Regions from separate parts of the Homo sapiens genome. Here region 2 is linked to region 1. A link is an interaction called in ENCODE POLR2A ChIA-PET data of the cell type or tissue named here. Cell type or tissue: Panc1. All regions are shown on one strand. Links, peaks and the distances in the headings refer to the core of each region. The heading gives the core; the rest is flanking DNA. Region 1 overlaps MX1 (MX dynamin like GTPase 1). Region 2 holds the start of TMPRSS2 (transmembrane serine protease 2).

What was found. Peaks named below come from ENCODE experiments on the same cell type or tissue, not always from the same donor. Only the 100,000 strongest peaks of a DNase experiment are listed, where the experiment ranks them.
Region 2: POLR2A ChIA-PET joins it to region 1 with 14 read pairs; 2 of 35 experiments call an interaction of 5 or more read pairs at or near these places.

The regions. Positions count from the first base shown.
Region 1 is chr21:41,442,616-41,458,710 of GRCh38, reverse strand. MX1 (MX dynamin like GTPase 1) reads right to left here. Exons shown (of 17, transcript NM_002462.5): 11 at 14,845-14,923; 12 at 13,141-13,263; 13 at 12,570-12,711; 14 at 9,416-9,574; 15 at 7,468-7,544; 16 at 5,842-6,090; 17 at 1-183. Among named protein-coding and RNA genes, the nearest start is that of MX1, 24 kb to the right of the region's middle. RefSeq lists enhancers at 20-521, 5,317-6,516. In Panc1, for the core only: no CTCF peak of the experiment used is centred there; no DNase peak of the experiment used is centred there.
Region 2 is chr21:41,507,891-41,523,985 of GRCh38, reverse strand. TMPRSS2 (transmembrane serine protease 2) reads left to right here and starts at 15,828. Exons shown (of 14, transcript NM_005656.4): 1 at 15,828-15,905. RefSeq lists cis regulatory regions at 2,155, 2,155-2,161, 2,147-2,169, 1,623-4,499, 5,149-5,154 and 7 more, enhancers at 2,073-2,490, 1,972-2,619, 2,680-2,859, 1,895-2,914, 1,570-4,909 and 1 more, silencers at 5,140-5,213, 12,504-12,563, 13,477-13,570 and a promoter at 15,338-16,095. In Panc1, for the core only: no CTCF peak of the experiment used is centred there; no DNase peak of the experiment used is centred there; H3K27ac peaks cover 2,462 bases.

The sequences.
Region 1 (16,095 bases), core at 5,041-13,040:
AAGCCGCTCCTTCAGGAACTTCCGCTTGTCGCTGGTGTCGCTCCGCTCCTTCAGGAGCCAGCTGTAGGTGTCCTTGTCCTGCAGGAGCTGCAGCATGGCCTTCTGAAGCTGCTGGCCGTACGTCTGGAGCATGAAGAACTGGATGATCAAAGGGATGTGGCTGGAGATGCGCTTGCTGGCCTCCTGGAAGGAAAGAACAGTTCACGGGAGGGTGGAGGGGACACTGTGAGGAGGGGACTCTGACCTCACCATGTGCACATGAGGGGATCCAGATTCTCAATGAGGGAGACCCTCGCAGGGCAATGACCTTCCCCTGGGTTTCAAACCCATCAATCTCCTCCATGGTGGTGGCAGAGAGGAACTATGCACAGTGCAGAGAATGTCCCAGCTATGAGTCATATTCCCAGCAGCTTTTCCTGACCATTAAATGGGTAATTCTGATGGAAGAGGGCAAAATATGCTCTATAAAGGTAAGCAGGCAGACAGTGCAAAAACTGCATTTCCAGACCAGCCTGGTCAACGTGGTGAAACCGCGTCTCTACTAAAAATACAAAAAATAGCCAGGTGTGGCGGCACACCATGGGAGGCTGAGGCAGGAGAATTGTTTGAACCCAGGCAGGGGGAGGCTGCAGTGAGCTGGGATCGCGCCATTGTACTCCAGGCTGGGCGACAGAGCAAGACTCTGTCTCATAATAATAAATAAATAGGCGTGAAACTCTGACACTTGCTACCACCTGGATGAGGACATCATACTGCATGAAACAAGCCAGTCACAACTCCTATGAGGTACTTAGGTTAGTTGAATTCACAGAGACAGACAGTAGGATGGTAGCTGTCAGGGATTCAGGGGCGGGGAATGGGGAATGTGTTTAATGGGGACAGAGTTTCAGTGTGGGAAGGTGATAGGGTCCTGGAGATGGCTGCTGGTGATGCTGGCACAATATGAATGTACTTAATGCCACTGAACTATGTACCCCCAAATGGTTAAGATGGCAAAATAGACATGATGAATATTTCTGCACAATTTAAAGAAAGAAAAAGTGAGGGTGATGTGGGGGTGCTGGCTGCACTAGATGGTAAAACATAAGAGAGTCTTGCAGACAAGACCCAACGCAGAGGGGAAGTGAGTGCCTGAGTGGGCGTGTGGAGTACCAGTGGGAACTAGACGACCCTTCCAGGATGGGACTGGGACCTCTGCTGCCATCTGGATCCTGCCTCATTCTTGACATCAAAGAACTCCAAATGGGCCAAAGGTATCATGTAACAGTTAAAATAAGAAATTACTTAAAGAAAATATTGTCCACCTCATTTATCATCTCAGGGAGACAAAGTCCTTTTAAAGTATGGCAATAACCACTGAGGCCCAAATCCAACTTGAGTTTCTGCTCTAGAAAACTTACGCATAGTCTAAAACCACCATAGACAAAAATGACAAAGCAAATGACAAAATGTAGATCGTCTGCAACAGAAATCGCAGAGGTCTACTATCTCACCAAGAAGCTCTTCCTGGATGAACTGTTTGCTGAGCAAGAAATAGAAATAACCCTCAACACACAAAAAGATGTACCAGCTTGTTGTCATAAGAGAATGCCAATTAAGATTGTAATGAGATGTCATTTTCACCTATTAGGCTGTCAAAAAACCCCAACAAGGCCGGGCGTGGTGGCTCACGCCTGTAAACCCAGCACTTTGGTAGACTGAGGCGGATGGATCACATGGTCAGGCGTTCAAGACCAGCCTGGCCAATATGGTGAAACCCCGTCTCTACTGAAAAAACAAAAATTAGCCGAGTGTGGTGGCACGTGCCTGTAGTCCCAGCTACTCAGGAGGCTGAGGCAGGAGAATCGCTTGATCTCAGGATGCAGAGGTTGCAGTGAGCTGAGACTGCGCCACTGCACTCCAGCCTGGGCGACAGAGTGAGACTCTGTCACCAAAAAAAAACCAAACAAACAAAAAAAACCAACAACTTTAGTGCAGACTAAAGCGGCCAGTGTGGATGGAGCAGGCCTTCTCTGGGTCATCTTTATCAGTCTAAAATAAGCCATCCTTTCCCCAGCTGTGATGGTGTGTTTCATGTGTTAGCTTGGCTAGGCTCGAGTCCCCAGTGATTCCATCAAACACGAATCTAGGTATTGCTGCGGAGGTATTCTGTAGATGTGGGTAACATGTGTAACCCACTGACTTTAAGTGAAGGAGACCATTCTCAATGATGTGGATGGGCCTCATCCAATCAGTTGAGGGTCTTAAGAAGAAAAATGAGGTTTCCCTAAAAAGAAGAAATTCCGCCTGTGGACTCAGCCTTAGCTCCTGCTGCAATTTCTGGCCTGCTCTTCCTGCTGGCCTGCCCTGGGATTTTGGACTTGCCAGCTCCCAAAATGGCAGAAGCCAATTCCTTGAAATATACATATATTTCTTTCTTTCCTTCTGTTTTTTGTTTTGTTTTGTTTTTTGTTTGTTTGTTTGTTTTGAGATGGAGTCTCGCTCTGTCACCCAGGCTGGAGTGCAGTGGTGTGATCTTGGCTCACTGCAACCTCTGCCTCCCAGGTTCGAGCAATTCTCATATCTCAGCTTCCCAAGTAGCTGGGACTATAGGCATGGGCCACCATGCACAGCTAATTTTTTTGTATTTTTAGTAGAGACCGGGTTTCGCCATGTTGGCCAGGCTGGTCTCAAACTCCTGGCCTCAAGAGATCCACCCACCTCAGCCTTCCAGAGTGCCGGGATTACAGGCATGAGCCACCATGCCTGGCTGAAATATACTTCTTTACATACATATATCTGTGGTTCTGTTTCCCTGCACAATCCTAATATACCAGGAATCTCATTTCTAGGAATTGATGCTTCCAGATACATGATATACAAACAAACCTATTCACAGCAACACACCTGCATTAGCAAAAGACTGCAAACAAACTGTTCGCTTAAAGGGAGCTGGCTCAATATACCACATCCATAAAATGGGATACTCAGCAGCCATTGAAAAGAACAAGGCAGCCCCATCAGAACTGAGGCAGAACAATCTCCCAGGTACAGCAAAAGAGGCAGGGTACAGAGCAGCACGTCCACTCCTCTGCTAACCTTTGTGTAAAAACCATTATAAAATGTATATGCATGGGAGCTTTTGAGTGCATGAGTCAGCCTCGGAGGACAGAAATGAACCCGGAGAAGGGCTGCTTCTGTCCAGGGAGCTGCTTGGCTCGGAGACTCCTCTGCCATTGTCACTCATCCTATTGTTTGGATTCTGTGCATGTATATGCCTCACCTACTCTCAAGGTAACTGTTCATTCTAGGAGGCAGTGGAAGCAGCGGACAGGTGTGAGCTTGGCTGCAGGAGAAGCTGATGTGCATGCCTGTCTTCCCCTTAACTGGCTTCACTCACGTGCATGCAGCTCCCAGTGTCTGGAGGAATGGATGTTGACCCTCGGTTTAGAGCCTTGCTCCTCCAAGTGTGGCCTCTATCCAGTAGTATGGTGACCCCTGAGAGCCCGTTAGAAATGCAGAGGCCAGGCATGGTGGCTCACGCCTGTAATCCCAGCACTTTGGGAGGCCGAGGCAGGCAGATCACTTGAGGTCAGGAGTTCAAGACCAGCCTGGCCAACATGGTAAAAGTCCATCTCTACTAAAAATAGAAAAAATAGCTAGGCATGGTGGCAAGGTAAGCCTGTAATCCCAGCTACTTGGGAGGCTGAGGCAGGTGAATTGCTTGAACCCAGGATGTAGAGGTTGCAGTGAGCTGAGATTGTGCCACTGCACTCCAGCCTGGGTAATGGAGTGAGACTCGGTTTCAAAAAAAAAAAAAAAAGAAAGGCAGAATCTCAGCTTCATCCTGACCTGCAATCAGCATCTGCATTTCCACAAGATCCCAGGAGGCCTCTGTGCTGGGTGGAGTTTGAGAGGCCCTGCTTTAAAGCATCCAAATAGTAAGGCAATGGGGACATCTGATAAACCGAGAGATTACAATTTGCTTTACCTCCTCAGGTGTTTACACATCCCAAGGGCTCTACCTGAGTTGTGTCTGTGTTCACTGCCTCCTTCCCTAGGATGAATTAGATTGTACTTCAGGTTAACTGAATCGTGCAGTATCAACCAAAGCATGTGTCTACGCGATAGCTTCCATTTAGTCTGCTACCATTGCATTCCAATGCTGCACTAAGGAAATTGTTGTAAACCAGAAATAAAATCCTATGCCTTCCAGCCAACTCAACAGACCCCCTCTTGGCCAAGTGGACCCCAGAGAAACCTGAAAATCTGAATTCCTGGCCGTAACAGGAAGAGAAGCCAGGCCCTTTTGGAGTTTAGGTTGAAATTGAGATCATAAGGTTGGCCAAAAAGACTCTGGAGTAGTAAGATACCATATTATAAAGTCATGTGAGGCAGGGGTTAAGTCACACACACCCCACAAACCATGAAATCTCCTTGGATGAGTTTCCATGAACTCAGTATAAAATGGCTTACTTTCCAACCCGACTCTGGTATAGCATCACAAGACAGATTGCAGACCCTAAAGGAAATACAAATATTTTACCTAAAAATATATTTTGTGGACATATTTTGAAACGGCTGTAACAGGACCAACAGATTGAAATGGCCCTGCCATGTTTTGTGGGGGGGGAATTTGCACCTGTAGAGAATCTCCATTAATGCAGTCAGACCTCTCCCCTTCTAGGCCTTCCCTGAATCTAGGAGAGATTAACTGAGAGCCTGCTGCCTCTAAGGCCTGAAAAGAAACATTTACCATTTATTCTCTCTGAAGGCTGCTACCCAGAGTCTTCATCTACATACCTTTGGCCTCTAACACTGCCTTAACTCAGGCATTTCTTTCTATTGATGTCAAGTTTGTAGACAAAGTTTAACTCTTTCAAGCAATCGTCAACCAGAAAATCTCTGAACCCACCTATGACCGGTAAGCTCCCCCTCCTTCAAGGTGTCCTGCCTCTTTAGGGAGGGCAAGTACACCTCCCATGTATTGATTTATGATTTTACCTACAATTCCTGCCTCTCTGAAATGTATAAAATCAAACTGCATCCTGACAGCCTCAGGCACACTTCCTCAGGACCTCCTGAGACTGTTCCCAGAGCCATGGTCCCTCATATTTGGCTCAGAATAAACCTCTTTCAAATATTTTAACAGAGTTTGGTTTTTCCATTAGCAATCCATTATCATCATCCACACTCGTCTCCTGGAATATGCACTAGAATCTATGAGGAGACACCATTTTACAAAGAAAGCTGAGGCTCAGAGAGGTTAAGTAACTTGGCCAGAGCTAGACAGCCATCAAAACCAGATGTCACTGGCTCTAAGCCACCATCTCTCTGTCTGAGGTTGAGCTGCTTCTACGAAGGCGATATGGTTTGGCTCTGTGTCCCCACCCAAATCTCATCTTGAATTGTACTCCCATAATTCCCACCTGTTGTGGGAGGGACTCAGGGGGAGATAACTGAATCATGGGGGCAGTTTCTCCAATACTGTTCTCATGGTAGTGAGTAACTCTCATGAGATCTGATGGTTTGATAAGGGGAAACCCCTTTCACTTGGCTCTCATTCTCTCTCTTGCCACCGCCGCCAGGTAAGAAGTGCCCATTGCCTTCTGCCGTGATGGTAGAAGGCCTCCCCAGCCATGTGGAACTGTAAGTCCGTTAAACCTCTTTCTTTTGTAAATTGCCCAGTCTCAGGTATGTCTTTATCAGCAGCATGAAAATGGACTAATACAGGAGGCTAACAAGGAGGTAAACGACAGAGCTGACCAACGTCACCTACAGAGAGAGCAAGACTAAAGAGAGAGGCGTTCAGAAGAAAAGGAAAGAATGGAAGCTGGCATCCTGAACCACGCGAAGACGTACCTGGTGATAGGCCATCAGGTGCTGAAAGATCTCCTCCATGGAAGAGTCTGTTGCCGAGCTGGACTGGAAAGCCCCAAAATCCCAGGATTTCTTCTTCTTTTCTTCTTCCAGCTCCTTCTCTCTGACCTTCTGCAATGCACCCCTGTATACCTGGTCCTGGCAGTAGACAATCTGTTCCATCTGGAAGTGGAGGCGGATCAGCTTCTCACCTTCTCTCTCTTGTTCTGCTCTAATGTCTTCAATTTTGGACTACAGTAAAAAATAAATAAATACAGTTTCCCTCAAGACACAAATTCCTGAGTCACAGGAAAGTAGGTAAGAAGTCCGTAAATACCAGGTTACCCAACGTGAGTGAAACAGCACGTTTCCTGGAACAGCCCTCTGGGCCGCGCCCTGGTGTATCTAAGGCAGGTTTCTAGCCCTGGCTGAGGGTCAGAGCTTCCCAGGAGGCTTGAGCCACAGATGGGCCGGACCCCCATCCCGGGGCCTGGGGACCTGCACAGGCTTGCTTTCAGGCCCCGTAACTCAGCTTCTTTCCTTTCTCTTTTAGGGGCTTCTATATCTGATGGCGAGGATTGTCATATCCATCAGATAATCCACAGGGATGAGCAGGAAAGCCATGTTTAAGTCAGAAAATTATGTTTTATGTTCCCGGGGTTTAGAGAAACTGGTTGCCAAAACCTGAGGAGGAGAAACTTCACCCCTGGACCCTCCAGGCCTTGAGGAGAGGCACAGTGCACAGTGGCAGGTGCATCCTAAACATCTTACTCCACGTCCATCTCAACCTTCTGAGGAAGGCCTTATCAGTCTTCTTTTATGAATGAGGAGTCAGGGGCACAGGCTGGAAGTGGCACATCCCAAGGCCTCCAGCTGGTGAATCATGGGGCCAGGCTCCTCATCTGTGCCGGGGACACCTATTTCTAAGAGTGGCTAAGTCTGGTCTCTTGGCCCAGTCTGTCCCCCAGGCTCATTTCCTGTAGGCTCTTTCCTCACTCTGGATGGAAAGTTTTTTTGTTTGTTTTTTTTTTTTTTTTTGAGACGGGGTCTCGCTCCATCGCCTAGGCTAGAGTGCAGTGATGCAATGTTGGCTCACTGCAACTTCCACCTCCTGGGCTCAATCAATTCTAAAGTGTCAGCCTCCCAAGTAGCTGGGATTACAGGCATGCACCACCACGTCCAGCTACTTTTTTGTATTTTTAGTAGAGATGGGGTTTTGCCATGTGGGCCAGGCTGGTCTCAAACTCCTGGCTTTAAGTCATCTACCGGCCTCAGCCTCCCAAAGTGCTGGGATTACAGGCTCATCATGCCCACTCGGGCCAGAAATATTCTATTTTTATATGTAGTTTCCTCAGTGAGTTTCTGGATTTGGAGCCATTGCCCTTAGATGTGATAATCTTCTCCGCTAACTGTGGATCTCTTGTTCTGTGCGTTTAAGCACTCCCTCCTTTATTGCTTTTAACCAGACATCACCGGTAACATCAGAAGAAGCACTAGTGAGTGATGTTATTTGCTGTTCTAAAAGTATACAATAAAGTTGAAATAATCCTCATCCAAGAAATCTATTTTCTAGTGTCAAGCTTAATTTCTTTTCTTTTTTTTTTTTAAACAACACATGGTTGGTTTTACCTTGGCGGTTCTGTGGAGGTTAAAAAACTCTTCAAAATTTTTTATCGAAACATCTGTGAAAGCAAGCCGGACCATATCTAATCAAAGAGAGAAAAATAGTTCAATATTGGTAGGATCATTTGTTCTCTTCTTAAGATGCAAAAAAATATGAGGATCAAATGGTATGAAGTAAAGTTTCCCCTCTCCCCGCTCCCTTCTTCTCTTTACCATGAAAAAGCAAGGCATGCTCTTTTTGCTTAATAATTTGCTGGAAGAATCTTAAAAGCAAATGACCCCTGGCATACATTTATTTGATATTTAAACTTTTTATCCTAAATAGCTGCAAAGAATGTAATTTCTTTTAAATTATAAATATTAATATTTTATAATACAACTCTTAATATAAGTCAAATCACTCTTAAATATATCAATGGAATTTGAGTGTCTACATTATCCATTTGAAAAAAATACAAGAACAAGCTCTTAGATTAAAAAATTTATATTATTTATCTTTTATTTTTGAAACTCATTTCTATTCTACTTCCTCACAGAATTTTATTGTAATACAAGGTATAGTATCTTTATGATTGAAAACCTCTTATTGATCTCCATGTCATACATTTCTGAAAAAGAAATAGGTATATCTATGTTGATTTTTATGACTATAAGGCTCTAAGTATTATAAACTTTCCTCTGGAATGAGTTAAGAGTCTACAATGGACCAAAACAACATGATTGCAGGTTTTGGTATATGATTATCAGGGCTAAAAGGTCAATTTTACTGGAAATACACCTCTGAATGAGCTGTTCTGAGGCTATCTCCAGCTCCTTAGTTCATGGATCCATGAGTGATTATTAATTACTGCTAAGATGAGGCAGCTGAAGTGTGAGTAAGGATACTGTCAGTCAAGGAGAGGATGAAGAATAGAGATTTAATACCTGGAAAACCAAGAAAGCAAAGCATTTCAAGAAGGGAGTGGATCCACAGTAGGATCTAGTTTCCTACCTATCCGTGACACACCTAGATTCCTACAGCACTCCAAAAGGTTCCAAACACATCTACACGTGCAGTTATGGAACCATTGGCTTTACTCCTCGGAGATTTCAAATAAACAGCCGATTTTGAGTGTGAAGCCAGCATAGCAGTGGAGCAGGGGGGAGGTGTGGTGTGATAGGAAAAATATAAATATTTTGTCTTTGTCCCCATTTCCTAACATAGAGCCCCTACATCTCTTGGAATGTCCAGCCTTAGGAGTATCTCGTGTTTTGAAGAGATGATGCCTGGTGGGCCCCTACATAGCTTCAGGATTGGGGCCGGGCACTAGAAAGACCAAGCCTTGGCTAGAAACTTAGAACTTCCAGCTCCACAGAGGAGGGAGGGCCTGGAGATTGAGTCAATCCTCCATCATGCCTTCATGATGAGGCCTCCATAAAACCTTCTCCGCGGTGAGGTTCCAAGAGCTCCCTGGTTGATGACCACATCTCTGTGCCATGAGGATGGTGCCCCCAACCCCGTGGGGACAGAAGCTTCTGTGTTCAGGCCCCTACTATGTGCCTCTCCAACAGCTTCATTTGTGCCCCTTATCAAATCCTTTCTAATAGACCAGTAAATGTCAGTGAAGTGTGTTCCAGAGTTCTTGGTTGACCTGAGGAATGGGTCGCAAGAACCTTGATTTATAAACAGTCCATCAGAAGAATAGGAGGTCTGGGACTTGTGACCGGCATTTGTAGTTGGGGCCAGTGTTGTGGAACTGAGCCCTTAAGCTATGGGGTCCACACTGACTGAGGGTAGTTAGTGTCAGAATTGAATTGAATTGTTGAATACCAACTTGGCATCTGGAGAATGAGAGGTTTGCTCGTTGGTGTGGGATGCACCCCAGGAGGAAAGTGCTGAAGTTTGGTGCTGGCTTTGGTTCGAACCTTTCCTTTCTTTAGAAATCAATGCTCAGAGGTGAAACTGAGCACTCACCCGTCACGGTGTGTAGCATATCCACAGCCGGCTCTTCCAGTGCCTTGATTTGCTGTTTCACGATTGTCTCAAATGTCCTGTAATTCACAAAGCCTGGCAGCTCTCTACCACGATACTGATTTTCAAATTTCTGGATTTTTCTACTCAAAATTTTATGGCCTATAGCAGGAAAAAAAACCCTCTAAATTATTTTACAAAAATAATCTTGCACATTTTTCTAAACACAATACCATTCTAAATTTTCTGAAAATATAAATGGCAAGAAAAAGTGGTATCAAATCAAATCTAACTGGTAAACTAAAAATATCCAGGGATTACACACACACACACACACACACACACACACACACACACACACACACACAAAACCAGATCTGAAGATAATTTTCCTTAGTCATCTCAGGAAGGGGAGTGCAGAGCCAGGTACGATGCCAGGAACCCACATACGCAGAAACTTCGAGTAAGACCCTTTTTTTTCATTTGTTTGTTTGTGACAGAGTCTCGCTCTGTCACCCAGGCTGGAGTGCAGTGGCGTGATCTCAGCTCACTGCAAGCTCTGCCTCCCGGGTTCACGCCATTCTTCTGCCTCAGCCTCCCAAGTAGCTGGGACTACAGGTACCCGCCACCACGCCCGGCTAATTTTTTTGTATTTTTAGTAGAGACGGGGTTTCACCGTGTTAGCCAGGATGGTCTCAATTTCCTGACCTCATGATCCACCTGCCTCGGCCTCCCAAAGTGCTGGGATTACAGGCGTGAGCCACCGTGCCCGGCCAAGACCCCTTCTTAAAAACGTACTCGAGTATGAAGTTTTGTGAATCCAATTTTAGTTTTACCAAAGAAATTGTACCATAATACACTCCTTGCCCTCAACTGCATGCCCATTAGAAATGAGCATGAACACTTTCTGGAATTAACAATACATCACATATTCATGTGTCGAAAGTATTGCCATGTGTAGAAAGTGTTTACAAGTCAAATGGGATAACAGAGTAAACCAGGCACATCAACTTGTATGAATGTGATACAGTAGCACTGTTCACTGTGTAAGATGCTGCATTTTTCTTTAAACTTTTGGAATGATTTGTACTCCCAACAATCCACACTAGAGAGAGTTAGCCCCATCAGAAGTTCAGAGGGTTTGAGTTCCTTTTTGAGTGGTAATCTAGAACACTTTTTTTAGTCAGGAAATATTTTCCCATAAGGATTTTTCTAATTGAGATGTCATTTACATAGTATAACATTCACTCTGTTAAAAATATATGGTTCAGGCCAGGCACAGTGGCTCACGCCCGTAATCCCAACACTCTGGGAGGCTGAGGCCAGTGATCACCTGAGGTCAGGAGGTCGAGACCAGCCTGGCCAACATGGTGAAACCCCATCTCTACTAAAAATACAAAAATTAGACAGGTGCCTATAATCCCAGCTACTAGGGAGGTGGAGGCTGAAGCAGGAGAATCGCTTGAATCTGGGAGGCAGAGGGTGCAGTGAGCCGAGACTGAGCCACTGCACCCCAGCCTGGGCAACAGAGTGAGACCCTGTCTCCAAAGAAAAAGAAAAAAAAAAGTGTATGGGTGAGTGAATTTTAGTATATTCACAAAGTTGTGCGACCATCCCCAGACATAACTCCCAAACCCCACATCCATCACCCATCAGTGATAACTTCCCACTTTTCCCTCCCCAGCCCCTGGCAGCCACTATTCTGCTTTCTGCCTGCCTGGGTTTGCCTGTTCTAGCCATTTTCTATCAATGGAATCATAGACCGTGTGGCCTTTGTGGCTGGCTTCTTTCACTCAGCATGACATTTTCAAGGTTCATCCATGGGGTGCTGTGGACCAGCACTCTGTGCCTGTCTGTGGCTGGAAATATTCCAGGACTTGGTGTTACGGGCTGAGCTTGAGTTGTGACCTCTTCAAACTCCAATGTTGAAGTCCTAACCCTCAGAAACTCAGAATCTGACTGTGTTTGGAGACAGGCAAAGAGGTAATTAAATTGAAATCAGGTCACTAGGGTGGGCCCTCATCCCATCTGCCTAGTGTCCTTGTGGGAGGAGATGAGGACACACACACTGAGGGACAACCACATGAGGACCCAATGAGAAGAGGCCATCTGCAAGGCAAGGAGAGAGGCCTTAGAAGGAACCAGCTCCACCAACATCTTGATCTTGGACTTCCAGCCTCCAGAACTGTAAGAAAATAAATTTCTACTGTTTAAGCCCCCCCAAGTCTGTGGTACTTTGTTATGACAGCCAAAGCCAACCGCTACACACAGACACAAGCCAGTTGGTTTATCAATTCATCAGTGGATGGTCATTTGGGTTCAGTGATATAGAAGAGAGCAAACATGGCTTTAGTTGTCACTAGCTCCTTATCCTGACCATCCTCCCCAACTGCCCCACTCTTCTCTGTCTTAAGCCAACGTATCAGGTTTACCACGGTATTGACTCATTGCTATGGTCTACATGTTGGTGTCCCCTAAAAATTCCTATGTTGAAACTTAATCCCCAGTGTGATGGTATCAACAGAGGAGACCTTTAGGAAGGATTGGGTTATGAGCACTCTGCCCGCATAATGGCATTCCAGGCATATCTTGTTTTATTGCACTTCACTGATACCGTATTTTTTACAAATTGAAAGTCTGTGGCAATCCCATGTCAAGCAAATCAGCACCATTTTTTTCCAGTAGCACATGCTCACTTTTTGTTTCTGTACCAGCAATTTTTTAGCAATAAGGTGTTTTAAACTAAGGTACATACATATTTTTTAGGCCTAATGCTATTACATACTTAATAGACTGCAGTAGGGCATAAATGAACTGTTTATGCACCAGGAACCAAGAAGTTTATATGACTTGCATTATTGCAATATTCTTTTTGTCTGGAACTGAACCCACAATATCTCTGAGGTATGCCTGTGGTACCCCTGTAAAAAAGAGGTCCGAGGAAGCTTGTTCGTCCCTTATCCCATGAGAGGACACAGCTAGAAGGTGCCATCTTTGAAGCAGAGAACAAGCTCTCACCAGACACCAAATTTCCTGATTCCTTAAGAATAGATTTCTCACCTCCAGAACAATGAGCAATAAGTTTCTACTGTTTATAAATGACCCAGTCTCAGGTATTCGGTTGTAGCAGCCCAAAAGAAGGGACTAAGACACTCACCTTCTTGAAAATTGTTTTCAATTATTGTACTCCATTTGTGGAACTCGTGTCGGAGTCTGGTAAACAGCCGAATGTCTTCCTCCCCTACAGTTTCCTCTCCTTGCATGAGAGCAGTGATGTCCTGATTAAAGGCATTAACTTTCTGTCAAGAAGAAAAACATCAGTATAAGTGGATAGACTTCAAATCCAAGTGTCAAGGTCATTTGGAGGCCGTGCCTATGTGGAGGGTGGGGAGTCATTCTTTGCTTTCTTATGGGACACTGTGGATCAGGGGAAAGAAGAGGTTTTGGCACTAGAAAATCCTATCCCACCCCTTACTGCCTTAGGGATCTGGGTGATGCTCGTGACAGAGTAGGCACAACGCAGCCTGAGCATCCCTCGCTGCTGACTCCACCCCCACATCTGCACTCCCTGCCCTGCCTCCCTCAGCCCTGTCCACCCTTTGAGTGCTACGGGCCAGATGTCTTTGGATCAGCCTTGGGGGAGTGAAGAAGGAAGTGCATAAGGCCCAGGGTCCCTTTTTTGACCATGACATGTGCTTCTCCAGCTCCATGCAGCTGGCAACACTCACATCTATCAGGAAGAACATTTTTTCATTTTCGTCTTCCGGTATGTCGACACCATACTTTTGTAGCTCCTCTGTTATTCTCTGGTGAGTCTCCTTGATTTGATTTTCTAACAGGGGCAGAGATTTCTGAGGAAAATGGAGAGAAAATAATGGAAATGTGTAAAGATGAACAGAGAATGAAAAGGAGGTCCCGGGCCTCCCTCTGCAGAGGAGTTGTGTGGGCCATTTGACTTCCTGGCTTCCTCTAAAAGGAAGCTTTTCCAGACCCGGGGGAGGTGCAGGGGGGCACACACTGGGGGCACTGTTTTCTGCCCAGGTCTTCCCCCTTCCCCACTCCTGCGACAGCAGCCTCATGAGCAGCACTGTGGCACCCACTGTGCATGGGTCCTAGGCCCCGGCAGAGTGACCCGGGAGCAGTTCCTCTGTGGTCATATTAGGTAAACTCTCTGGAGGGAGACTGGAGAGATCCACTTGTCTAGTAGGTTCTGAAAAAGTGGCATTTGGAGCAATTTGAGATTCAACAACTTTTATGTTGCTTGCAATCAATAAAAAGTGATCAGAGACTTATGTTTTTAACAATACGGTTGACGCCATATGCTGGCTCACCCTTCCACGGCAAACATCTAAAAATGCCAGCTGACATGTGAAAGCTGCACCTTTAAATGTATCGGTGGACTCACAAGTTAGTGAGGGGTAGTCAGAGGCCAGCCCCAGTAACAGTGGCCAGGCAGGGGCTCAAGGAGAAGGCAGCAATGAAGCCCGGCTCAGCCACAAGGGCATCTGTCTAGGTAAGAAAATTCGAACGGGAACTTATGAACCTGACTTGGTGCAGAGGCAAAAAATCAATCCCCATGGGCTTGCTCGAGGTGGGGAATCTAATAAGGAAGCATCCTCTTTCTGCATACAGTGGGACCCCAGAGAGCTCTGCACTCATCATGGTCGGCTGGAAACAACCCTGTTATGCACCCGCATTCCTGGGGACCACGTGGAAGACCTTGCACTCTGGTGCTGAGTTGAAAATTTGAAAAAGGCCAGTCTGGTCAACATGGTGAAACCCTGTCTCTACTAAAAATACAAAAATTAGCCAGGCATGGTGGTGGGCACCTGTAATCCCAGCTACTCAGGAGGCTGAGGTAGGAGAATTGCTTGAACCCAGGAGGCAGAGGTTGCAGTGAGCTGAGATCACACCACTGCACTCCAGCCTGGGCAACAGAGTGAGACTCTGTCTCAAAAAAAAAAAAAAAAAAAAAAAAAAGAAAGAAAAGAAAAGAAAAGAAAATTTGAAAAAGGAAGACACTATATTCAGGCAGACTTTTAAAAAGAACCACAGAGAGCTTTTACAAAGCTTTTAGAAGTTAAAAAATATGTTCATTAGAATGACTAAGACATTATAATAGTGGTTGTCAATGAGAAAGGAAGAGTTAGTAGCTTGTGCATAAGATTTTAATTTTTATTTTGGCCCAGTAGATATAGTCTATCAGCATTCCCCCTGACTGTGGTCCCCTGAAAAGGAATATCCACATTGTCTGGGGGCTTGCTGGAAATGCAGAATTCTAGGCCCCACTCCAGACCCACAGAATCTGAAACTGCATCTTAACAAGATCCTCAGAAGATCTGTGTGTACAGTGATGTTTAAGAAGCCAGCAAGGTTCAGCTCTGCGGTCGTAGTATTCTTTTTAGAGAACCCACAGCTCTGCCCGTGCTTACACAGATATGTGTGATGAGCTCGCTGGTAAGTTTTTCTGCCAGGCAGGGAACCGTGGCCTTTCCTTCCTCCAGCAGATCCCTAGAAGAGAACACAGGACCGATTTCCACCTTGATGTAGCCAGAACACGCATGTCTGCCTTTTTGCTGTTGGGGAAAGTCAAGGCAAATTTCAGTTGCTTACAACTGGATGGAATGTCTTGCAGTTGGTACCCAACAAATACTCAGAACTGGATTGAATAGGATTATGACTGAATTTTAGCAATCTAGGATATTTCCACAATGATATGGAATGAGCTCTTCCAGCTGATATAATAAATGTGTATCATGGTGTCTGACTATAGACTTGGTCATCACAAAAATACACAGACATGTATAGATATGTTTTTATAACACATACCCCCTTCTATGTGTAATATGTGTAGGTGATCATAATGGATACAGACATATCTTCATACAAATACATTGAAGCATATTGAGATAAATGGGTAGCAGAACACTGAGGAGAAGAGACACAAGATATCTTGTCCAAGATAAAAACTTAAACCATGGGCTGCCTGGAGGAAGGAAGTCAAGTATCTTCTCACTCGATCCAAATTTGTGCTCACAGAGTGAGTTATTACAGGGTTTCCCACATTTTATAGGACATTTTAGGATAAAGGCAGCAGTGAAGCATGAGTTTCTGTGCCTTTTTGTGAGTATACTCATACCTAAGCTTCAGTTTCTCTGTCAATTTTTCTAAATTGTGGTAAACTACATATAAAATTGACCATTTAACCATCTTTAAGAGTACACTTGAGTGGCATTAAGTACATTCACACTATTATGCAACCATCACCACTGTCTGTCTTCAGAACTTTTCATATTCCCAAACTGAAACAATGGCCCCATTAAACACTACCTGCCCATTCTCTCTCTCCCAGCCCCTGGTGCCCATCATTCTTTCTGTCTCTATGAATCTGACTACTCCAGGGACCTCAGCTAAGTGGAATCAGACAGTATCCGTCCTCTTACGACTGGGTTCTTTCACTTAGTAGAATGTTCCCAAGCTTCATCCATGTTGTAGCATGTGTCAGAATGTCTTTCCTTTCTAAGGCTGAAAGTATTCCATGTTTTTGTACAGACCACATTGCTTTCTGCATCCATCCATCAATGGACACTGAATCATCTCATCTTCTGGCAATTGTGAATGTGCAGAACAGGATGTAAGTTTCCATTTGATATTCCTGGAATTCTGAGTAATGGCTCTCTGTA
Region 2 (16,095 bases), core at 3,951-11,950, 66 kb before region 1:
TCCTCTTTGTTGGGTGGGAGTGGAGGAGGGCAAAGTCCTAGCCTTAGGGGAGGGCTTCAGTGAGGTCCATTCTATCAGAGCCACCTTTCTGGAAATAAAATTGCATTTGGCAACAGATATACTTTATTTTCTCTTGACAGACAGTAGGTAATGTGTTCTGAAACACATAATAAAAACTGTACTACTCATTTAGAAACAAATTTTAGTAAAATGTTAAAAATATAGGAGAGGTAGATTATTTTCTATGCAAATGAAGCTTTAAAACTAGTTTCCTGGGCTTCCAACCACACTGACGTCTTATCCCCCAGAACACAGGCATGTGCCCCTTCCTACTCTGGACCTGGCTGGGGTGGGCAGAAGATGGGAGGGGGCAGGAGAAATCAGAGGTGCACATTCAACATCCATACATTGAGGAAGGAAGTCACTCCCCTCTTGAACCCTTGCAGGATGCCCTTGCCCTGAGGTCAAACTAAGCTCTTTGGATGAGTCTGCGATGCCTCCAGGGTCTCATCTATCCCTGCCTTCTCCTCAAACAGCAGGGACTTTCAAACCTTTGAAAGCAGCAGCCTCCATTTTGCAGATGAAATCTTGCACACCCTCTTCAAAATGGGCCCCAGCCGAGGTGGATAACAGAGGGTGTTCAGATTGCTGGTGCCTGCCCTCCCTTGGCCTCCACCCTGGCCATCCCCTCCCCACTGCTATGGGACTGCCCTGCCCCATGCCACAGGCAGAGCCAGGTACCAGGGCTCCTGTCCTGGGGAGGGAGAAGCGGCTCCTCCAAGCTCCCTCTGCCCCACACTGGAGCCCCTGGCTGCCTTTCCTCATCCCTTCCTAGTGCAGGGAACTCCCAGGCCGTGGAGAACTCCCAAGGGACGAGATGATGACAAAGATGCTCTGCTTGATTTAACCCAGCAATCCCATTACTGGGTATAAACCCAAAGGAATATCAGTCATTCTATAACAAAGATACATGCACGTGTACGTTCATTGCAGCACTATTCACAATAGCAAAGACATGGAATCAACCCAAATGCCCATCAATGACAGACTGGATAAAGAAAATGTGACACATATACACCATGGAATACTATGCAGCCATAAAAAGGAACAAGATCATGTCCTTTGCAGGGACATAGATGGAGCTGGAAGCCATTATCCTTAGCAAACTGATGCAGGAAGAGAAAACCAAATACTGCATGTTCTCACTTATAAGTGGGAGCTGGACAATGAGAACACATGGACACAGGGAGAGGAACAACACACACTGGGGCCTGTTGTGAGGTGGGATGTGGGGAGGGAGAGCATCAGGATAAATAGCTAATGCATGCTGGGCTTAATACCTAGGTGGTAGATTGACAGGTGCGGCAAACCACCATGACACATTTACCTATGTAACAAATCTTCACATCCTGCACAGGTACCCCAGAACTTAAAATAAAAATGAAAATTAAAAAAAAAAGATTCTCTGCTTGATGGAACTTTAGTCAAGCTCCTGAGCTTTTCTTAGGGCCCATATGTGCACTTCCTTCTAAAATCCAGCTCCAGCAAAGAACCCTGTTAAGTCAGTTTGATGAGAACTCCACCCTCGATATCTGATGGGGTTCCTCACCCTCCACCATCCCTCGGATGATGTTTGATCACCTCAGCCTGTTCTCAGCAAGGGCAGTTTAGCCAGAATCCCCCTCACCCCTGATGTTTCCCCTTAGTGATTTTCTATCCACGGACCCCACTCTGCTCCTGGGCTATCAGTCCCCACTTGCCTGGGCTGTAGTTAGAGTGGAGCCCAATCTCTCCCACCCCAGAAAGTCCCATTGCCATGGTGCCTGGACCTATTGCGATGGTCCTGAGTAGTCCACCTTTCCATCTTTAACAAGGGTCTTTGAATAACTTTTTCAACCATGGAAAGCAGGTGCTGCCTTTCTGGGAAGGATTTGGGGCACTGATCTTATCTTGTAGGCCCTTTTTAAAAAAGCCTTGTGACACTTCACCCATCTTTGACATATACAGCCTTTCATTCAAAATGGTGCTTTTTCAAAAAGCCCAGGATGTGAGCTTGAAATGTAATTCTGGAAGCTGACCTTTAATGAAGTTTGTTTAATCATAAACTCTTATTGTTGGAGCTAGTGCTGCATGTCTTAAAAGCTTTAAAGGGTACGGCAGGTACTCATATCTGATTAGCATCTGCACTTCACCAGGTGGCCATTTGTTGTCTAAAAATGTTGACATTCAACAATGTAATGAAAATGTTGGTCCTGGATGATAAAAAAAGTTTTTCACACAGCAAGGCAGAGGACAGTGCACTCTGTTGTGGGGCGTATGTCTCCCTGCACCACTAACTAGGGCAGGGGTGAGGAAGTGGTGGGCCACACCTCTGCCTGGAAGACGTGGTTTTTCCCAGGTACTTCAGAGGCTCTTTTCAATGTTTGCAATTGTAGGGGGCTCAGAATTCGCCAGGATTTAACAGGACTGGAGGAGGCCAAATTCACTAGGATTTAATAGGACTGGAGGAGACCAGAATGGGCTCCCCAGAGGCCTCAAACCCCCATTCCTTTCTGTCACCCAGAGTGACATATAAGCCTCCTCCCCACCTTTTTCACGGGGGAAGTTCTTATTGCAATGATCCTGTGTCTCCCCATCATTGTGAATGGCCTGTGTTCGGACCTGTTAGAGTTATGACAGAGGCCCCAGAGCCACCTCCAGAAGACCTGCCTACCCAGTGAGAGGACTTCTCAGCAGCTGGTGACCCATCCTAGACACAGGGGATTCCCCGTGGAGTTGACAGCAGTGAGGTGGGAGGAGAAGGAGGCCTACAGACAGGGAAGCAGGAGACGAAGCAGACCAGGTGTCTCACCCTCAGCTGCTGCTGCACTCCCCATGCTCTTCCAAACACCCTTCCCCCTGCAACTGCCTCCCTCTGGGTTCTGGAGCTAAGAGAGCCTGCAGGACTTGGGGCCCCTGGGGACAGAATGGGAGCAGAACAGCCCCACAAACAGGGTTCCCTTCCCAAATCCTGACCCCAGGAACCCCAGCTCCTGATTCCAACTCAGCTGCCCATCTCCTAGGGGCTGTGTGGTGCAGCCAAGTCAAGTGCCCTCTCTGAACCCCAGCATTCTCAGCTGTAAAAAGGGGAAATCAGTGTGTCCATCTTGCACTGAGGTAATGTAAACTCGAGTGTGGTGACTGGCAAAGCAAATATTCAGTAAAAGGTAATTGTTTTTATAGCATACACAGTGAGCCTTGGGGCTGAGCCTTATAACTTGGTTCAACCATGAAAAACAACAAATATTAAACAACCTTTTCCTTGTTTGAACAACTGGCATCTGGAATTCATCTGAAGAATTTGCTGAAAGCTTGGTGGTTGTATGAAGAGAGCCATGAAAGTCTTTGCTATGATATGAATGTGTCCCCCTAAAAGCATGTGTTGGAAACGTAATCCCTGATGGAACAATATTGGGAGATGGGGCCTAATGGGAGGTGTTTAGGTCATGAGGCTTAACTCTTAGGAATGGATTAATGATGATTAGAGGGCTTGAGGGTTTGAGGCTATGTGTTCCAGCTCTTGCTGTCTCGCCTCGTGATGCCTTCTGCCATGTTATGATGCAGCAAGGAGACCCTCGCCAGATGCAGCCCCTCGTCTTGGACTTCCCAGCCTCTAGAACCATGAGCCTAATAAACTTCTATTGTTAATAAGTTACCCAGTCTGTGGTATTCTGTAACAGCAGCACGAAACAGACTAAGACAGTCTTTATGTTTTTCTAAACAAGGGATCTCATTCATCCCTTGAGGACATGGCCAAAGGTCCTCAGCACACCAGAGATTTGCTTCACCTGGCTCTTAAAAGTGCTGATCATTCCATCTATAGCATTCTACACACCCTGTCTTTACAAGGAACTCGTGAATTCTCTGTCTTGCCTTCTGACTACGAGTACTTGTGGGAATCTTAGAGCTGGTTCACATCAAAACTAAAGTACAGACACTGGGACAAACACTGGGACAAATATTGTTTTATTGCTGACATCATGAATAGCTGCATTATTCCTTTTCAGGTACACACATTTTAAAATCCATTAATGATGAATCAAATGTCACTTTTTTTTTTTTTGAGGCAGAGTTTCACTCTTGTTGCCCAGGTGGGAGTGCAATGATGTGATCTCGGCTCACTGCAATCTCCCACCTCCTGGGTTCAAGCGATTCTCCGGCCTCAGCCTTCCAAGTAGCTGGGATTACAGGCACCCATCACCATGCCCAGCTAATTTTTTGTATTTTTAGTAGAAACGGGGTTTCACTATGTTGGCCTGGCTGGTCTTGAACTCCTGACCTCAGGCAATCTACCGGCCTTGGCCTCTCAAAGTGCTGCGATTACAGGCGTGAGCCACCATGCCTGGTCAAATGTCTGTTAAGAAACAGATTATTGCCAATACTATTTTGCCCAGTTCCCCAGTTTGTACCCCCACGCCCATTGAATCTCCATTCATTCCCACTAGGGGAAATCACCCTACTGAATTTTATGTTTATTAATTTCTTTCCCTTTTTCACAGATTTAGTATCTAGGCATATATTTCTAACTATACATAATTTAGCTTTGGTTGTTTATGAGCTTTATGCAAATGAGATCTGCAACTGGTTTTCTTGCCTAGTACTTTGCTTCTGAGAGTTATCCGTGATGGATACAATGGTAGTTCACCATCTTTCATTGTTGGAGGGCATTGTGTCACATGCACACACCACTGCACATTTATCTTTCCTCTTGTCAGTAGGAACTGACAGAATTTCCTATCAGTATTTGTTTTCTTTTTCTCCAGGTTTTGCAGTAGAAATAGTGCTTCTCTGAACATGTGAAGGTTTTTGGTGTGTTGCAAGAGTTTCTTTAGGGTGCATACTTAGCAGCGGGATTTCCGGGTGAAAGATTTTCACATCTTCAACATTACAGCATGATGCTGAAAAGGTTTTCAAAGTGGTTGTATCAATTTATATGCTCATCTCATTCCCTCTGCCCCCAGCAGATCCCCAATTTTGGCCATACCTAATATTGCGCAATTTTAATTTTTGCCAGTTTGGTGTGTATAAAATGGTAACTCATTTCTAAAATTTTGGTAAAATATACATAACATAAAATTTATGATTTTACCATTTTTCAGTGAGTGGCATTAAGTACATTCACACTGTCATGCAATCATCTATTTTCACCGCCATCTATTTTCAGAATGTTCTCATCTTCCCAAACTGAAATTCTCTACCCATTAAACACTAACTCCCAACCCTTCACCTTCGCCCCTTAGCCCCTGGCACCTGCCATTCTACTTTGCGTCTTTATGACTACTTTGGACTTCTCTAGGGACCTCATATCAGTGGAATCATACAGTACTTGTCTTTTTGTAACTGGCATATTTCACTGAGCATAGTGTCCTCAAGGTTCCTCCATGCTGAGCACTCATTTGGTTTTGTGTTCCACTTGCTATAATGATGTGGTGTGTGCGTGTTTGTGTGTGTGTGTGTGTGTGTGTGTGTGTGTTTAAAAGGGATTGCTTAGAGGATTTGGCCTTTTGGGTCAAACTGTGGGATCTGACTAAGAGGTCTCTCAATGGCTCTTATCTTTGCATCTGATGGCATTTGGGAAGGGAAGGAGGTTATAAAATGAGGAAGAACAAGGACAAGCTGGAACCAATGAGCATGAGCTGGAGCCCACAAGGCCAGACCATTGCCTATAACAGTGACAAGAGGGTCAAGTTGGGGCTGGGGCATGGGCTCATCATCTTGAACATACACACCTGGCCCTGGAATCAGACGCGCTGATGGAAGATCCAGGGGAAGGCAGAGCAGTTGCAGATTTAGGCATTCTTCTTTGCTTTATTTTGCTTGGTTTCATTAAGTCATCTCCTTCTCGCTCCTCTCATCCCATTTTTTAATTATTTGGGTATGGATGCTAATCATATTATATATATATATATGTGTGTGTGTGTATATATATATATATATGTATGTATATATATATATAGTCTTTTTTCCACCAGAAGAATACAATGATTAAAAGGCTTTAATTGTGTTCACTTTAATTGTGTTCATCGCACTACTGGCTTTCATGGTATGGTTTTCCAATACTTCAGTTCCATCTTTGTGTTGTTTTTGTTGTTGCTCTTTTACAAGTTAAATATTACTACTGGAGTTTCTCTATGCTGTAAATATTAGCTTAGATTTACCCACATTGTCAGGATTTTATTGGTTCACCATTTTCTCTTGCATGTCAGACTTTCTCCTGGGATTATTTTCCTGCTTCCTGAGCAATATCCTTTAGAAGTTTTTTTGTTGTGGTCAACACTGTTTTGTTTTGCCTATAAATGTATTTTCCCTCTCTCAAAGGATATTTTGCAGGATATAAAATTCTATGTAGCCTGGTGTGGTGGCTCACGCCTGTAATCCAAACATTTGGGAGGCTGAGGTGGGCAGATCATGGAGGTCAGGAGTTCGAGACCAGCCTGGCCAATATGGTGAAACCCTGTCTCCACTAAAAATACAAAAATAAGCCGGGCGTGGTGGCAGGCACCTGTAATCTCAGCTACTAAGCAGGCTGAGGCAGGAGAATGCCTTGAACCGAGGAGGCAGAGGCTGCAGTGAGCTGAGATCAAGCCACTGCACTTGAGCCTGGGTGACAGAGCGAGACTCTGTCTCAAACAACCAAACAAAATTCTATGTTGACAGCCACTTTTCCTGAAGACTTTAAATATTTTATTCCACTATATTCTAGCTTCAATCTGGATGTTGTCTTTTGTTTTATAATGCTTTTTATTTCTATTTATTTATTTATTTTAAGATGGAGTATCGCCGTGTTGCCCAGGATGGAGTGCAGTGGCATGATCTCAGCTCATTGTAGCCTCCGCCTCCTGGGTTCAAGTGATTCTTGTGCCTCAGCCTCCTGAGTAGCTGGGATTACAGGTGTTCACCATCACGCCAGGCCCATAATGCTTTTTAGGTCTTCTCTTCACTTCAGGGATTCTGAAATTTCACTAGGATGTGTTTCTACAGGTTCCTCTTTTTTTCTGCTTGGGATTTGTTGTGCTTCAATAATCTCAGACTTTCTGACTTTTATCAATTTTGGAAAATTCCTGACTATTTATTATTTTAAATATTGATTCTGCCCTATTATCTCAATGATCACTTTCCAAAAAACTAATCAGACACATTTTAGATTTTTTTACTCTATTTTCTATACCACTTAGTTTTTCTCATATTAAAAAAAAAAACAACTTTGTCTTCCTAGGTGAATTTTGAATAATTTCTTCTGGTCTATATTCCATGTCACTGATTCCATCTTCAGCTATCGAAAACTTTCAGCTTTTTACTTCTAGAAGTCCTCTTTAGTTTTTTTCTCTGCAATTCTGCCAGGTAATTTTAAACAATCCTGATTCCCCTGAGGACCCATCCTACCACCCTTTGCTCTAGACCTGTAACTAAACTCAAGTTATAACAGGCTCCTAAAGGTGAGGTCCAAAGTGTGACCCATAAAGAAATGTGCTGCATTCCAAAAGAACTACTTGAGTTTTCTAATTTATACAAACAGGAATCCAGGGAACATGTGTGGAAATGGATATTAAAGGTATGGATAATGGTGGAAGGAACACAACTTTGGATCAAACCAAATTCATTGAAATGGGCTTGTTAAGCAAGGACTCTGCAGTGAATGTTGCAGCTCAGGGAGTTAGAGAGGGCTCTAACAGTTTGGTCGGTTGGCTGAAACATGGATCAAAAGGTGACCCACAGCCAGCGAACTGGAAATGCTGGACTTGCCTTGGTTTAACATAGAGAAAAGGATTCAAATACTTAGGAAGATTGAAATGTGAGGGTGGATTTGTTATTTAACACCTGCTTACCCACTGTGGGAGGGGCCAGTGTATCTTACTTTTCACCAGTACTTTGATAAATAAGTTTGTAAGAGGAGCCTCAGCATCGTAAAGAGCTCTGTGATTACTCTTTGGTCTAGGCCAGACTTTACGTGAGAAATGCAATCACTAAATTGGGAAACCTCAGTGCAATAAGAGTAGATGGATCCCAAGGTAGCAGGGGCCAAGTGGAAGCACTCAACTGCCAAAGGCAAGGTGGGCATGGTTACTCTAATGGACAGTGGGTATAAAACAAAAATCAGAATAGTCCGACTCATGTGGATCTATGGCATGAACTATTCATGGTGTCTTGAGACATGAACTAGATGGGAAGCCTACTAAACCCTTACTTGATTTGTATGAGCAGACAAGTTCTAGGGCAAGTGAGCAGGCCTAACCTGAATCATCAAAACGGAGACTCATGCCCCTCAATCAATTCCCAGGCTTGAGCCAGTTTACAACCCAGAACCCTTTGAGTGAAGGGAAGACTGGGTCCCCTTGAGGAAGGATCCCAGGACACTATTGAAAATGGATCCTGTTAGCCTTTCTCCCATCCTTTCCCAAAGGAAAGGGACCTCTGGCCTTTTACCAGAGTGACTGTGCATTGTGGGAAAGGTAAGAATCAGACCTTTTGGAGATGACTGGACACTGCGTCTAAACTGGCATTGATTCCAGGAGACTAAAAATGTCTGTGTGGCCCTTCAATCAGAGTAGGGGCTTATGGAGGACAGGTGATGAAAGGAGTTTTAGCCCATGTCCAGCTTACAGTGGGTCCATTGGTTCTCAAACCCATCCTATGGTTATTTCCTTGTTCCAGATGCATAATTGGAATAGATATCCACAGCAGCTGGCAGAATCCCCATTTGGGTCCTCGACTCATGGAATGAGGGCCATCATAGCTGGAAACACCAAGTGGAAGTCACCAGAACTGCCTCTACCTAGGAAAATAGTAAATCTAAAACAATATTGCATCCCTGCAGGGATTGCAGAGATTAGTGCCACCATCAAGAACCTGAAAGACACAAGTGTGGTGATTCCCACCACATCCCCATTCAACCCTCCTGTTTGGCCTGTGCAGAAGACAGATGGATCTTGGAAAATGACAGTGGATTATTGTAGGCTTAACCAGCTGGTGACTCCAATGGCAGCTGCTGTATCAGTTTGAGCCAATGAACACATCTACTGGTACCTGGCATGCAGCTGTTCACCTGGCAAACACCATTTTCCTGTCCATGAGACCCACCAGAAGCAGTTGGCTTTCAGCTGGCAAGGCTGGCAATACGCCTTCGCTGTCCTACCTCAAGGGTCTATCATCTCTCCAGTCCTATGCCATGATTTTGTTTGCAGGGAACTTCATTGCATTTCTTTTCCACAAGGTATTGAATGGTGTATTACCCTGATGACATTATGGTGATTGGCCCTAGTGAGTGAGAAGTAGCAACTACTCTAGATTTATTGGTAAGATGTTTGCATGTCAGAGGGTGGGAAATAAATCTGAAAAATTTCAGGGGCCTTCTACCTTAGTGAAATTTCTAGGGGTCCAGTGGTGTGGGGCCTATTGAGTTGCCTTTTCTAAGGTGAAGGATAAGTTGCTGCATCCGGCCCCTCCTACAACCAAAACAGAGGCACAATGCTTAGAGGGCGTCTTTGGATTTTGGAGGCAACACAGTTGGATGTGTTACTCTGGGCCACTTACTGAGTGACCTGAAAAGATGCTAGTTTTGAGTGGGCCCCAGAACAGGAAAAGGCTTTACAACACGCCAGGCTGCTGTGCAAGCTGCTCTGACACCTGGGCCATAGGACCCAGCAGATCCAATGGTGCCTGAAGTTTCAGTGACAGAGAGAGATGTGATATGGAGCTGTTTGCAGGCCCTGGAGGTGAATTGTAGCACAGGCCCTGAGGATTTGAAGCAAAGCCTTGCCATCCTCCACAGATAAATACTTTCCTTTTGAGAAATAGCTCTTAGCCAGCTACCAGGCCTTAGTAGAGATGGAAGACTTGACCATGGGCCAACAAGTTACCATGTGACCTGAGCTCCCGTCGTGGACTGGATGTTACCTGCCCCACCACGTCATAAAGCTGAGGATGCACAGCAGCACTCCATCGTCAAATGGAAGTGTCTATATGTGGTCAGGCCTGATCAGGTCCTGAAAGCTTAAGTAGATTACATAAAGAAGTGACCCAATGTTCATGGTCTCCACTCCTGCTACACTGCCTTCTCTGCCCCCCTGCCTGCACCCATGGCCACATGGGAAGTTCCCTATGATCAGGTGACAGAGAAAGAGAAGACCCAGGCCTGGTTTACAGACGGTTCAGCACCATGTGCTGGCACCACCCAGAAGTACCCAGCTGCAGCACCACAGCCCTTTTCTGGGACACCCCAGTAGGATTGTGGTGAAGGGAAATCTTCCCAGTGGGAAGAACGTAGGGCAGTGCACCTGCTTGTGCACTTTGCTTCGAAGGAGAAATGGCCAGACATGCAATTATATATGGATTCATGGGCTGTAATCAATGTTGTGGCTGGATAGTCAGGGACTTGGAAGAAACATGATAGGAAAATTGGTGGTAAATTTGGGACAGAGGTATGTAGACAGACTTCTCTGAGTGGGCAAAGGATGTGAGGATATTTCTGTCCCATGTGAATGGCCACCAAAGGATGACCTCAGCAGGAGAGGACTTTTTTTTTTTTTTTGAGATGGAGTCTTGCTCTATCGCCCAGGCTGGAGTGCAATGGCATGATCTCAGCTCACTGCAACCTCCACCTCGCAGGTTCAAGTGATTCTTCCGGCTCAGCCTCCCGAGTAACTGGGATTATAGGCACGTGCCACCATGCCTGGCTAATTTTTGTATTTTTAGTAGAGACGGGGTTTCACCATGTCAGTCAGGCTGGTCTTGAACTCCTGACCTTGTGATCCACCGACCTTGGACTCCCAAAGTGCTGGGATTACAGGTGTGAGCCACTGCACCCGGCCAGGAGAAGACTTTAGTCATAAAGTGGGGCCGGGGTGGATTGCCTGAGCTCAGAAGTTCGAGACCAGCCTTGGCAACACAGTGAAACCCCGTCTCTACTATAATACAAAAAATTAGCTGAGCATGGCAGCAGGTGCCCGTAATCCCAGCTACTCAGGAGGCTGAGACAGGAGAATCACTTGAACCTGGGAGGCGGAGGTTGCAGTGAGCCGAGATTGTGCCACTGCACTCCAGCCTGGGTGACAGAGTGAGACTCCGTCTCCAAAAACAAACAAAAAAATCAAGTGGATGAGATGACCCATTCTGTAGATACCAGTCAGCCTTTCCCCAGCCACTCCTGTCATCACCCAATGGGCTCATGGACAAAGTGGCCTCGGTGGCAGGGATGGAGATTATGCATGGGCTCAGCAACATGGACTCCTACTGAACAAGGCCAAACTGGCTACAGCCACAACTGAGTGCCCATCTGCCAGCAGCAGAGACCAGCACCAAGGCTCTGATATGGCACGGTTCCCCAGATGATCAGGCAGCAACCTGGTGTCAGGTGGATTACATTGGACCACCTTCAGTATGGAAGGGGCAGCATTTTGTCCTTACTGGAATAGGCAGTCTGGATACAGATTTGTCTTCCCTGCACACAGCGCTTCTGGTGGAACTCACAGAATGCCTCATCCACCATCATGGTATTCCACATAGCATTGCTTTTGACCAAGGAACTGACTTCTCAAAGAAGCATGGCAATGGGCTTATGCTCATGGAATCGACTGATCTTCCCATATTCCCCACCCCCATGAAGCAGCTGACTTGATAGAATAGTGGAATCGCCTTTTGAAGATGCAGTTACAGTGCTGGCTAGGGGACAATGCTCTGCAGGCTGGGGCAAGGTTCTCCAGAAAGCTGTGTATGCTCCAAATCAGCATCCAATATGCGGTGCTGTTTCTCCCATAGCCAGGATTCACTGGTCCAGGAATCAAGGGGTGGAAATGGGAGTGGCACCACGCACTATTACTCCAAGTGGCCCACTAGCAAAATTTTCGCTTGCTGTTTCTGTGACTTTACGCTCTGCTGACCTAGAGGTCTTAGTTCCGGAGGGAGGAATGCTGCCACCAGGAGACACAACAATGATTCAATTAAACTAGAATTTACGACTGCCACCTGGCCACGCTGAGCTCCACATGCCTCTGAATCAAAAGGCAAAGAGAGAGTTATGCATTGGCTGGGGAGACCCATCTGGACTACCAAGGAGAAGCTATAGACTACTTCTACTCCACCAGGAAGGTAAGGAAGAGTGTGTCTGGAATACAACGATTCCTTAGGGCATCTTTTAGTTTTACCATGCTTGTGATTAAGGTCAATGGAAAACTACAACACAATCCAGGCAGGGCTATTAATGGCCCAGACCCTTGAGGAATGAAGGTTTGTATCACTCCATCAGGTTAAGAACCATGACCAGCTGTCATGCTTCCCGAAGGCAGAGGGAACGCAGAGTGGGTAGTGGAAGAAGACAGTTACAAACACCAGCTATTGCCCATGCAACCTGTTATAAAGCATTAGATTGTCACGAGTATTTTCTCATTATTTTTTTCTAAATACATTTGTGCACATATTTGTATATACAGTATATATCTCTGTTGTCTTTTCTCTCATATTCCTTTATTACATAACTTAAGGCATATTGACTTTATATCATTGTATTAAGTATTGTTAATTTTACATTATGGTATTTAAGTTATGGAATACCAAGGAGAAGTGTAAACACTGGAGAATTTTACATCCACTTCTGGGGAAGGGCTTAGTGCATTTTTTGGTTGTATGCAGAAGAGTTTTATCACATTAGGCAAAATTATTACTTTGCTATTGTCTTTAGAGATAAAGTATGGTGTAAGGAGATGTGTAGGTGTGAAGTCGACAAGGGGTCAACTTATGGTGGCATATATATTCATGCTTAGATAAAACTAAGGTCACATTCTGTCATACAAGCTGGAGTACAGTGGCACAATCAAAGCTCACTGCAGCCTCAAACTCCTGGGCTCAACTGATCCTCTCACTTTAGCCTCCCAAGTACCTTGGGCTACGGGTGCGCACCACCACACTTGGCTAATTTTTAATAAACTTTTTGTAGAGGCAGGATCTTGCTATGGTGTCCAGGCTAGTCTCAAACTCCTGGGCTCAAGAGATCCTCCCACTTCAGCCTTCTAAATGGTGGGATTACAGGTGGGAGCCACTGCATCCAGCCATGGTTAATTTTATGTGTCAAGCTGACTTGGTCATGGGATGCCCAGGTAACTGGTTAAACATTATTTCTGGGTGTCTGCGTGTGAGGGTGTTTTTGGAAGAGATTAATGTTTGAAAAGACTGTGTAATGCTGATTGCCTTCAATTTGGGCAATCGGTTGAGAGCCTGAATAGAACAGAAAAGGGGAGGAAGGTTGAATTTGCTCTCTGCCTGACTGTGTGAGCTGGACTTTGATCCTCTCCTGCCCTCAGCACTCCTGGTTCTCAGGCCTTCAGACCTGGACTGGAATCTGTTCCATCTGCTCTCTAGTTCTCTGGCTCTCAGGACTTTGAAAGCTACAACACCAGCTTTCCTGGGTCTCCAGTCTGTAGATGGCAGATTGTAGAGCTTCTCACCCTCCATAATTGTATGAGTCAATTTCTTATAGTAAATCTTTATATATATTATAAATAATATTTATTACATATAAGCTGTGTATAATATATATCATATCTGTATTATATTATGCATATAAAATACATGTTTATGTATATATTTATATGTATTTATAATATATAAGATATTTATAATATTTATAAATAATATATAGAAATATAGATGTGTGTATATACATGTGTGTGCATATGTATATGTGTGTATATATTTGTATTTCTCCTATTGTTTCTGTTTCTCTGGAGAACCCTGATTATTAATATAAAAGGAAAAATAAATGGTGAATGAACAACCACTCCAAGAGGCCTGAGTCTGCGGCAGCACTTACTCCCTGGTTTCTGGGTGGAATTAGTAGGCACCAAACACACTGTCAAGACAGAAATAAGTGAGTTGCCGCTGAAAGACAACTGCACCTGCCCTATGTGCTGGAGAGGGTCTTTGAGGGTTTCCCACTGGGGCAGAGCGCAGGGCAGTGTGGGGGATGGGGAGGGCTGGGGCATATTGGGGACAATCCCTGTTGTGGGTGCCACCAGCAGACCACAAAAGGTGCCAAAGGAGGGAGTGAGAGGGAAGGGTTTACTAGGAAAGTCCTGCCCCACAGGAGGCTTCCGGGAGAGCTTCCCAGGAAGGGAGCAGTGAGCCAAGGCAGCCTGGGATGGGACTGAATGGGGCTTTTTTCTGCTTCCACCTCATTTTAAAGCAAATCATGTTGATTTGTATATTATGCAGGGGAGGAGAAAACATGCTTCCCCTCTACCCTTCTAGTTCGTTCAGCTAGTCTACAAATTAAATTGGCATCAAATAGATGAACAGGAGAAAAGCTGTTTTAATGTATGTACTCACAGATGGGAATCCCACAAGAATATGAGACTTAAAGAACAGGCCAGGTGAGTGAGGGGTCCAGTGCGAGGGCTCACACCTGTAATCCCAGCACTTTGGGAGGCCAAGGCAGGTGGATCGCTTGAGCCCAGATTGGAGACCAGTCTGGGCAACATAGGGAGACCCCCATCTCTACAAAAAATTAAATTAGCTGGGCGTGGTGGCACACGCCTCTAGTCCCAGCTACTCGGGAGGCTGAGGTGGGAGGATTACTTGTGCCCTGGGAGGTTGAAGCTGCCATGAGCCATGATTGAGCCACTGCACTCCAACCTGGGCAACAGAGTGAGACCCCTTCTGGGGGAAAAAAAAACACACGAAAAAAAAAAGGTGCAGCAGCCCGATGATTGAGGCTTATCTGTCACTCTGAGTGACAGAAAGAAATGGGGGTTTGAGGCTTCTGGGGAGCGGTGGAGGAGTGAGGGGAGCGTGAGGAGAGGAGGTGTCTGGTGAACGCAGGTTGCCGTGTGAGGCAGATAAAAGTTTCCCAGGTGATAAAAGTTGTCCGGGAACAGCTCTCTTCCTGGTACAGATCTGCTGACTAACAAACATTTCCTTTATAGGTGCAAATTTCCTTTACAAAAGGGCATTTTCTCAGAGGTACTCTGGTGTCTGCAGTTCCTCAACATAACCAGTTCCAAATCATCAATGTGCCAAAGAGGACTATGTTGGGGTAGCAGATTCTGGTCTCCTCCAGTCCTACTTGGGGTGATGAATTCTGGTCTACGGTCCTATTAAATTCTGGTGAATTCTGAGCCCCCACAATTGCAAACATTAGAAAGAACCTCTCAAGTGCCCGGGAACAGCCACGTCTTCCTGGCTGAGGTGTGTCCCACCACTTCCTCACTCCCGCCCTGGCCGGTGGTGCCGAGAGACCTGGGACCATCCGGGGGAGCACTTTCCACCGGACGCTGGTGGGGGCCAAGAAATGCCAGCCTAGGCGGACTGGGGAGGGTCTTGGGCGTCCGGCGCTGTGTCCCCGCCACTCGTGCTTGGGCCAGCAGTCCCCAAGGCCTACCCTGGGTCCTTGCCCAGAGGCTACAGTGGGTTCCCCGGAGGCCAAGACGGGGCCGGCCGCCTACAGGAGCTCGTGAGGTAGCAGCTCCGGGGGCTCACCCAGGACTCCAGGAGCGCTCCCCAGAATCCCCTTCCTTAACCCAAACTCGAGCCCTCGGGCAGCGCTGCGCCGCGGACCGGAGAGGGGCAGGTTGGCCGCTGTGGCCGGGCCCGGGAAGCGCCCCAGAGTCCCTTATGGGTCCCTCCGCAGCCGGGGTTGAGCCAGGCAGGGAACCCGTCCCGGACTTCCCTTGGGAAACGCCTCCTCCCGCCGCCCCCGCCCCCGCCCGCCCAGGGTGACCCGCGACCCGCTTGGGGGTGTCGCCCTGGACCCTGGGACACCGCCTCCTGAGATTAAAGCGAGAGCCAGGGCGGGCCGGGCCGAGTAGGCGCGAGCTAAGCAGGAGGCGGAGGCGGAGGCGGAGGGCGAGGGGCGGGGAGCGCCGCCTGGAGCGCGGCAGGTGAGCGGCGCCGGTACCAGGGTCCCGGCTCGGGGTCCGGGCTGGGGAGGGGAACCTGGGCGCCTGGGACCCGCCGATGCCCCCTGCCCCGCCCGGAGGTGAAAGCGGGTGTGAGGAGCGCGGCGCGGCAGGTGAGTGCGCCCGAGGGTCGAGCGCTGGGGCCAGCCGGGCAGGGCGCCTCCCGGGGTGC